Linked DNA regions of Homo sapiens: region 1 is linked to region 2. The links are chromatin loops, found by intact Hi-C in ENCODE. Cell type or tissue: endothelial cell of umbilical vein. All regions are shown on one strand. Each heading gives the region's core, and the rest is flanking DNA. Links, peaks and the distances in the headings are about the cores only. Region 1 overlaps LINC02011 (long intergenic non-protein coding RNA 2011). Region 2 overlaps NR2C2 (nuclear receptor subfamily 2 group C member 2).

Evidence for each region. Peaks named below come from ENCODE experiments on the same cell type or tissue, not always from the same donor. Only the 100,000 strongest peaks of a DNase experiment are listed, where the experiment ranks them.
Region 1: it touches region 2 in a loop (2.1-fold over the local background); 1 of 110 quality-filtered maps calls a loop at or near these places.

Annotation. Positions count from the first base shown.
Region 1 is chr3:14,804,524-14,808,917 of GRCh38, forward strand. The region is part of intron 1 of LINC02011 (long intergenic non-protein coding RNA 2011); the gene reads right to left. Among named protein-coding and RNA genes, the nearest start is that of LINC02011, 4.7 kb to the right of the region's middle. RefSeq lists an enhancer at 1-384. In endothelial cell of umbilical vein, for the core only: no CTCF peak of the experiment used is centred there; a DNase peak (open chromatin) is centred at 2,278; H3K27ac peaks cover 2,443 bases.
Region 2 is chr3:15,041,081-15,045,474 of GRCh38, forward strand. It overlaps NR2C2 (nuclear receptor subfamily 2 group C member 2), which reads left to right. Exons shown (of 14, transcript NM_001291694.2): 14 at 1,754-4,394. The coding sequence ends at 1,928. It also overlaps a transcript of MRPS25 not described here. Among named protein-coding and RNA genes, the nearest start is that of MRPS25, 22 kb to the right of the region's middle. In endothelial cell of umbilical vein, for the core only: no CTCF peak of the experiment used is centred there; DNase peaks (open chromatin) are centred at 1,981 and 3,421; H3K27ac peaks cover 3,044 bases.

The DNA.
Region 1 (4,394 bases), core at 135-4,134, 240 kb before region 2:
GCCCACACCCAGCCAGCCAGGAGGGGCTGTTGTGGAAATGCAGCCTCGGGAAAAAGCCAAACAGGCCAGTGCAAGGAAAAAAAATGGCTGGCCGGAAGAGGGTGGCCGCTTCCTCCACAGACCTTGAATCCCACCCAGTGATAAAAATCCCACCCAGTGATAATAAAAACTCCAAGCTGGTCCTGCCCAGCCTCTGACTCCCCTCCCCCAGAGCTCAGCCCTTTCTTGGAGAGCCGAAGACTGATGGATCAAGACCTTGAGGCCCCTGCCTACCCCTCTCGCCCAAATGCACTCCCACCCGGCACACTGGTTGCTCCAGCTTCATCAGATTCGGCCCCCATTTTCCATCCCCACCCCTGTCTGGAATGCCCTTGCCTCTGATGAGGGTGCAGATCAAAGCCCACCTCCTCCTAGAAGCCTTCCAGCATGCATTTGAGCCCATGCAGCCCCCATGGGTCAGGAGCATTCATGAATTCAGGTCTCATCTCCTCTTGTGGCATCCCGGCTCCTGCCTTCCAGGTTTCCCACCTCCAGGCTTGCTCCTCTGACTCATCCACAACTCCAGCTACCACATAGCTTTCTACCACACAGGGCTGACCATGTCACCCCCTCCCCCAGACTATGGCTCCTCTCTACCTGCAGGGTGAAGTCCAGACTCTTTGGCCCACCATCAGTCAGAGAGCTTTCACATACATGTCCTGTGCTGTGACCACAAACATTTCTCACCGTGCCCACCTGCCTTCCTCTTCCATCCCTCCAGGTGCTTGCTCAGGCAGTTTCCCTGTACCTAGGAGGGCCACCCTACTGCTGCACCTGGAAAATGCTGCCTGACCTTTCAGGCCCAGTCCAAATGTCACTTCCTCTCCTCTTAGGGGTAAGCTTAATTCGATCCCCTACTTTCAGCTCAGCTGCCCTGCATCACTATCAGCTGATCCCAGGCCCTTCTCTCTGACCACACCATGAACTCTTTAAGGACAGGGAAGTGAAGAGAGAAGAGAACTAAAATTCACCGAATCCTCACTTCAACCCAAGAGAAGTTTCATTATGCCCATTTTACAGAGGAGAAAAGTGAGGTGCAGCGAGGTGAAATGACTTGCCCAGGGCCACAGAACCAGTACCTGGTGTGGTCGAGAACCTGCTCCTCTCTCAGCCTGGGTGAGCATGCTCAGGGCAGTGGGGGTCTGAGCCAAATTTATCTGATGTCCTCCAGCAATGTGTGCAGCATGGGAAGGGAAGGGCAGCCTTGCTCAGACACCATTTCCCTCCCCACTCTACCCCCACAACCCCCAAACCCCCGGCAGGTATCTGGCTTAGATTTGTCCTCCCTGGAGCCAGGAAGGCAACTCAATTACTTTTCAGGGGAAGATAAGCCCCAGAGGCTGATGGTGTCACAGCCATGGCACTGCAGGGTGAGCAGTCTGAGACTGCAGGGACCAAGAGGTCAGCAGCTGAAGAGGCTGCAGGGCCAGGGTAATTTCCTTCTTAATAGCATGCATTTTCTTCTAGGTGACAAAAGGTGGACCTCGTGGAAAATGGGAAACACAGGGGGCCCCTGCCACAGGAGCAGAATGCAAAGGTGGCCAGCACACAGTGGGAAAGCAAACCCTGAGGTTCACCCCCTTCTGCGTGGGGCAGGAAGCAGAACCCAGGCCACCTCCACAGGCTGCTGCCCTGCTTCCGCACTGCCCTCCACTACCCCCAACTCTGCTCATTCCAGCATGCACAGGGTGCTCAGTAAGTGCTCCTTTCTGATCTTCTCATGCTCTGATTGTGGGGGTTGTGTGCCCCAGTTCCTGGTGAGTTGACTTTGTTTGTGCACATTTATGGAGCACCAACTGTGTACCAGACATCATTTATTAAGCACCCCCCTATATCCCTCTCCCGTACTGAATTCTTTAGATGAATGACCTCATTTACTGAGGAGACACTATTATCATTTCCATTTGATTAGGGGTGGGGAGGAGTGTGCTGAAGTAGGTAAGAAGGCCAGCCCCAGAACCAGGGTCCCATGCCCACCACTTACTAGTTGTGTATTCCTGGGCAAGTAAGTACCTTAGCCTCTCTGCATTGTGGCAGCCTCATCTGTAACATGGGGGTAATAACAATGCCTACTGCATGGGTTTGTTAGGAGGATTAAATGAGGTAATATATGCAAAACATATATTGAAGGCACAAATATATCAGCATATAGCTCAGCAAATATCAGCTATTATGATTTGCAAATGAGGAAACAGACTTAGTGACTCACCCAAGGTCACGCCCAAGTGAATGTGGTTCCTGACCACCACATCCCACTGCCTGTCTGGGAGGCTTGGTGATGGGCACTTTCACATGAGCTTGCAGAGCCTGGGGTGCTTTTTTGTTTCTGGAGAACGTGGCCACATCCAGCTTTGGAGCTGGCTTAAAGGCTTCAGGCCTGTGGGAATAGGGAGCTGGATTTCAGCGATTTGGAGCTGGGGCTGCCATAACCCGAGCCGTGTTCAGGGAGGTAGTCAGCCCCAGATTGTCCAAGGATGATAGAAAGATGGGAAATATTTGCTGACTTGGAGAATGGTGCACTATGCATGTGCATGAGTGAGAGGTGTGTGGGATGGAACTTTGTGTGTGGGGAGGGTCCTGGGGTCTTAAAGGGTGCAGTGAGGGGTGACTTTGTTTTCAGAAGCCCCCGGGGAACCTGTCATCACCACCGCAGGAGTCTAAAGGCACCTGAGGAGTGGTACCGTAATGGGAACACTGGTTGGGAGTCAGGAAGTCTGTTTTCCCCATTAGTGCTCTTATTGGGCTGGTGGTAATTAGATGTTGGGTGGCCTTCCTCAGCTAGCCTGGGAGCTCTGGGAAGCACAGGGTGAGGCTCGGCTATGAGGCACCTGGCACAAAGTAGGTACTCCATTCATTTTTGCTGAATGAATGAATTGAAGAAAGGAAGGAATGCCCAGGATTCTGGTCAAGATTCTGCCATGGTAACCTTGGGCAAATGTGGTATACAGCAAACAGCATTGGCCCTAGAGACAGACGGACCTGGGTCTGACTCCACCACTGCCTCTGGGTCTTGAGAAAATGTCTCACCCCTCTGATCCCCAGCTTTCTCACCTGTAAAATGGGGACAATGATAAAAATCACTTTACATTGTCATGAGATGTACGGAAAGGGTGGAGCACAGAGCTGATGCTCAGCAGGCATCCGCTATCAGCATTTGTTATCACTGTCATTGCTACGACTGCCTGCTGTTAGTGCCACTGTCTCCTCACCTGGCTGATGCACTGGACATCCAAGTTCCTTTGATCCTAAGTTCCCCAGGCTCTGAGGCCGACATCTGGCTGGTCCTTGGATGTGGCAGAACCATGGTGATGGTCCCCTTGGCCCCCACTTCCAACGCTCCCGCTAGGTTTTTACCGCGAGGTTGCTGGCAGCTGCTGGCCATTCTGATTGTCCAAAGTAGATAGAAAGAGAGGGCAGCATGGAAAGAGCAAAAAGAAAGGGGGAGAGAGGGAAAGCCTGCTCAGATATCAACCCTGCTGGCATCTGCCTTAGAGGTTTCTGTCTTCCACCTTCCAGGCTCTTCCAGAGAAGTGTGGAGAGGCTCTTGCCCACAAAAGGCAAAGCCAAGGACTGCAAGCATTCACAGAGTAGTAAATGAGTGAATGGGATGAGAGTCCTGGCTGGACTGTAAGGGCAAGTCACTTCCTCTCTCTGGGCCTCAGTTTTTCCATCTGTGAAATGGGGATATAATAACTCCTTTATACAATTCTTGGGACAAAAACATATGTTAAAGGCTCAAGAAAGTAGTGATGATGGTCATCATCCCCACACATCATGTCTTTTGTGGGTATTTACAGTTACTCCCCCTGAATTCAGTGAGTGGCTGTGGCTCAGTCCCATAAATACAACCACCAGTATTGGCAGTGGGTGTTTGTAAAGCCAACAGTATTTCCTATCCATTTTCTCTTATTAGGAACAGCAAACAAAGGAATAAGCATTTCAACTTCATAGCCCATCACTCCACACTATTGTGTGGCTTCAGCTACACAAGTTCAGACCTGTGTTTTTCCCAACTGGCCTTGGTGCTATGATCTTTTAAAGTAGACGTTGCTTAGCCTCAAATCCCAAATTCAACAGTAGTGGAAAGGGCTTAGCAAAGCCTTGAGGTCTCTTCCTGTCCTCCCTTCTCCTTTGCACAGGCTGACAGCTAAGAGTAACACTGGCAGTGAATTGAATTATCTGAGCCTCCCTCACCTGCTCCTGCCCTGGGGGTTCTAGGGTATTTTGCTTTTATTGCTAATCTCAGAAACAAGATCAATTTTTTAAAAAAATATATTTTCTTTTTGCATCAAATATTGAAGCGGTTTATCCATTCACTCATTTGTACCCACATTTAAACACAGATATACCTGCCC
Region 2 (4,394 bases), core at 90-4,089:
CTTGGAGCCCAAAATGATAAGGGAGGCTTTCTTATAGGGCTCAGAAATTCACTCGAGATAGTTCTCAAAGAAAAGGGCCTAGAGTGTTTTACATCCTGTTTGCATATTCATTTTTTCTTTATCTTGATATTTACTGTCTGGAATATCCATTTTTTACTCTTCCCCATCCTTGTGCCTTTTCTCATATTGATTATTCCTCCTGAAATGCCTCCCATCCCTCCCCATTCTTTGTATCTCTGCTGATAGAAATCTTAGCCAGCCCCTAAGGCCCAGCTGAGATGGCAGGTCCCTTACACCTTCGTGTGCCCTGCAAGATTGGAGCACAGCGACTCATTGTGGCTGAGTGAATGGATGCTGGTGCTGGAATGCTACCTGCATAGTATGAATACATTTTCCCATTTTAAAAATAAGCAGTATTCACTCTAGAAAAATTTAGAATGTTCTAGAAAGGAAAAAGGAAAAAGAAAACTTTTTAAAAAGCACTATCCAGGGGCAGGGCGTGGTGACTCACACCTGTAATTCCAACACTTTGGGACACTGAGGCAGCAGGATTGTTTGAGCCCAGGAGTTTGAAACCACCCTGGGCAACATAGTGAGACCCCATCTCTATGACAAAAAAATGAAAAATTAGTCAGGTGCGGTGGTGTGCACCTGTAGTCCCAGTTACTCAGAAGTCTGAGGTGGGAGACTCACTTGAGCCTGGGAGGTTGCGGTTGCAGTGAGCTGTGATCACATCACTCCACTGCAGCCTGGATGACAGAGCAAGACACTATCTCAAAAAAACAAAAACAAAAAAGCACTGTCCAGATACCTACTATTAACATTTTGCGTATTCACTTCCAGAAATTTTTTATGTATTGTAATTGGGATCATAAAATACCAAAGGTTTTGTAACCTTTTTTCATGTAATATACAATAACAATACGTACTCTTCTTCATTTTCTATGGTTCCTATTTCCCTGCTAATGAAAAGGTAGGGTGTTTCCGGTTTGGGCTGTCACACATGGCACTGCAGTAGAGTCCTGGCACATGCTCCACTTGCTCACCTGAGATCCAGTCCTGGCTGGGGAATGGCCTGGTCACGTGGGACACTTGAGATACACAGTGTTCAGTGGCCCTCCAGGGCAGCATTGTGGTGCACCCTCCACCCCAAGTTTCTTCAAAATGAAAGCTATTTTACTGCTTTATTTATAATGCTAAATGAACACTGGAAATTAGAGCAGTACAAAAAATAAGAAAAAATCACCTCAAATCCCAATACCCAGAGCCCAACTGTTAGCGTGGTGAACATTTTCCCAATACTTTATATACACATCTATACTTGCTGTTTTATAATCTCCTTTTAAACTTTTATTGAGCAATATGTCATGGATGTCTTTCCTGGTCAGTAAATACAGGTTTGTATTATCGTTTTTTAAATGAGTCTCTAGCAGTTCATCATATGAAGACTCCTACTTTAGTCTGTCCTCTGTTGATGAATTTCCAGGTTTTCTCTTGGTGGTGGGGGTGAGGAGAGTTGGAATAAACAAGAGTGAAGGGAACACATCTGTACATACATTTTGTACTCATTTGGTTTTTTCTCATGATAAATTTCTATAAGAGGAACTGTTGAAATCAGAAAAGAGAGGTGGGTGGATGGTGGATCCGTTTGGTTTGATTCTGTGCAATACAGACGGGACCCCAGGAGCCTTTGCTGAGCTGTGGTTGAAGGGCATCAAACAGTCTCCTTTTCTAATGACACTCCCTTTTATAGATTGGCCCGGATCCTCGTTCGCCTGCCGGCACTCAGGCTGATGAGCTCCAACATAACAGAAGAACTTTTTTTTACTGGTCTCATTGGCAATGTTTCGATAGACAGCATAATCCCCTACATCCTCAAGATGGAGACAGCAGAGTATAATGGCCAGATCACCGGAGCCAGTCTATAGCGCAAACCACACACCTGCCAAGGAGCAACAGAATCCTTCCAGGACCGTTCACATACAAAGAAAAGTAGTGGTATTTTGGTATGTGCAAATATTTCCATATGTTAGCCATTTCCTGTCTGGTTTCTCCTTATCTGTTAATCCCAGACAATAGCAATTAAAAGACTAGTAGGATCCTTTCCTGACATAAGAAATGTTTTAATGCCTTTTGATGAAGCAGCAGATTTTGGAACAATCTTTTAACTCAATTTGTATTTAGAAATTCTCAAAGGGCAAAAAACAAAAAAAAAGGTTTTATAATGTCAGAGACTAGTATTAAAGAAAACTGAAAGAACCTGAGAGAATAGTATGTGTGTATATATATATATAAAAAAGTCCTTGGAATTATAGATACTAATTACCAGGGTAATAATATTAGCACTTTCTAAGCACTTATCAATGTGTAACGTTAGCAACATCTTGCCTGTGGGCAGGGCAAATGGAAAACTGTGTATGTCTTTTGCCGAAATGCTAATGATTTCTGTGAAAACTCACTAGGGTACAGGAGACAATCATTTATGTTTAAGAAAAGAAGGCATCATTCCTAATTGTGTGCACATGTTGTGGAGTTGAGCTGAATTCTGTGAATGGAAACGTGGCTCATTTGCATCATGCAGTAAGTGGGAGTGTGGTAGCACAGTCGGTGGTGACCCAGTTCAGAAGCTTCTAGCCATAGAGCAGACACTTGTCAGGTTCCCTGACTACTTGGTCCTGGTCTCTGATGGGCATCTGCAGACTCCTCTAGAACCTGGGGTTCTCCTTTGATGACTGGTTATCTGAATTGGATTGCAACTAGTCAGACATTAACTGCCAAATGAGATGTACAGTTCCTCCAGCAAGTGAAAACATCCCCAAGTCACATCCGCCGCTCGTGGCAGATGGAGCCTTGTGACCAAAAAGTGCAAGGTGGGCATTTTGAGCTCTTGACAGTACTTCCAATACAATTGGGGGTGCTTGTGTGTTTGTCCAGATGGAGGAGTGTGGCCTTGGAGTGTGAGCGTTACCTTCCCAGGGCTTTCCACTCCAAATGCCCCCTTGAAAAGGGCTCGTGTTTCTGCAGCTCCATCATAACTGTGAGGCTGGATTGGGGCTGGGCAGGAGCCTGCTGCCGCCTGGCGAGAGTGGTTAGGGCCTGGTAAAGCTGGATGGAAGGTTTCAGGACAATTTCTTCCTGTTGACCTTAAATACCAGAGATTTTAAAAATGTGTATAGACTCAGCATCTCTGTTGGCAAGTCTGTTAATGTTACCAGCACACTGTGCACTTTGGTTCCCCCAGGTGTGTGCCAGCCGACCACCCCGGAGCATTTTAAATGCAGGCTGCTTGCTCCTTAAAAACAACCCTCAATTTCCAGGGTGATAGTCTTTCTCCTCATAAATTGTAGCAACCAGAGTTTACAGCAAGAACAGTATGCGCTTAAAAGGAAGTTATGTCTAACTTCAAACACCCGTAAATTCCCACGGATGTGAATATATAGCAAGCTTTTCCTGTTTGAGAACAGTGGCATGTGGAAGACCCGGTCAATTGCTTTGTCTTTTGCTTTTTAAATAGTCCAGATTAAGAAAATACACCCTGTTGGGTTAAATTTGCCTCTCTTGATTTGTTAATCAGATGATATCCAAAAAGATCCCTGGACACTCCCCTGACTCACAGGTGCTCTGATCTGGCTCAGGCTGGCGCCACATGTGCTCCACAGGGGTGCAGTCTGGCCAGCTACAGACGCCCCTGTGGTGCCACATTGGACAGAATGGAAGCTGCTGCAGGCTCAAGGCAGAACAGGATGCTTGATCCTGAAGGGTTAGCAGCACTTTACGCAAGTCAGTGTTAGTAGGGTAAGTGGGAACAGTGTTTCCAACTTCTAAATTCTTGTTTGGATTTAATTATATCATTTTATAATTCTTGCCTTGGCAGCAAATTTTGGAGAGTAGTGGGAGTGGCCATTATAAAATGATGGAAAGGATTTAATTTTGCCAGCTTAAAGTAATTTTTACTTTTCTAACCCTGATGTGTTTTCAGTTTCAAAATTAAGACAAAAAACCAGCTGAGACAATGGAATTAGGGCAGGTTTGTTTCATTTCTGCTTGTGAAGGCTTTTAGTAGCAGGCATCCTGCAGCTCAGTGGTGCCTCTAACACAGATTGTTGCCTGCCTTCCGTCGTTTTGATCCTTGAGAGTGACCATGAGGGCCATGTTGCAGTTCCCTGGGAATACAAGCATAACAGCTTTCAGATCCCAGTTCTTGGTGTTGGTGAAAAGGTCTCCACCAGCCCCTCCTCTCATTCCCAGGTCATTCAGTGGCAGCCAGTAGGCTGCTTAGACTCAGGCTGGATAAGGAAGTGTTGGGCTGTGGTGAAACAACCTTGCAGAAAACGTGATTTTGCTTGGAAAGGTGCTGATTCTAACCTGGTCCTGCTCTTTAAGTCCCCTTGCTG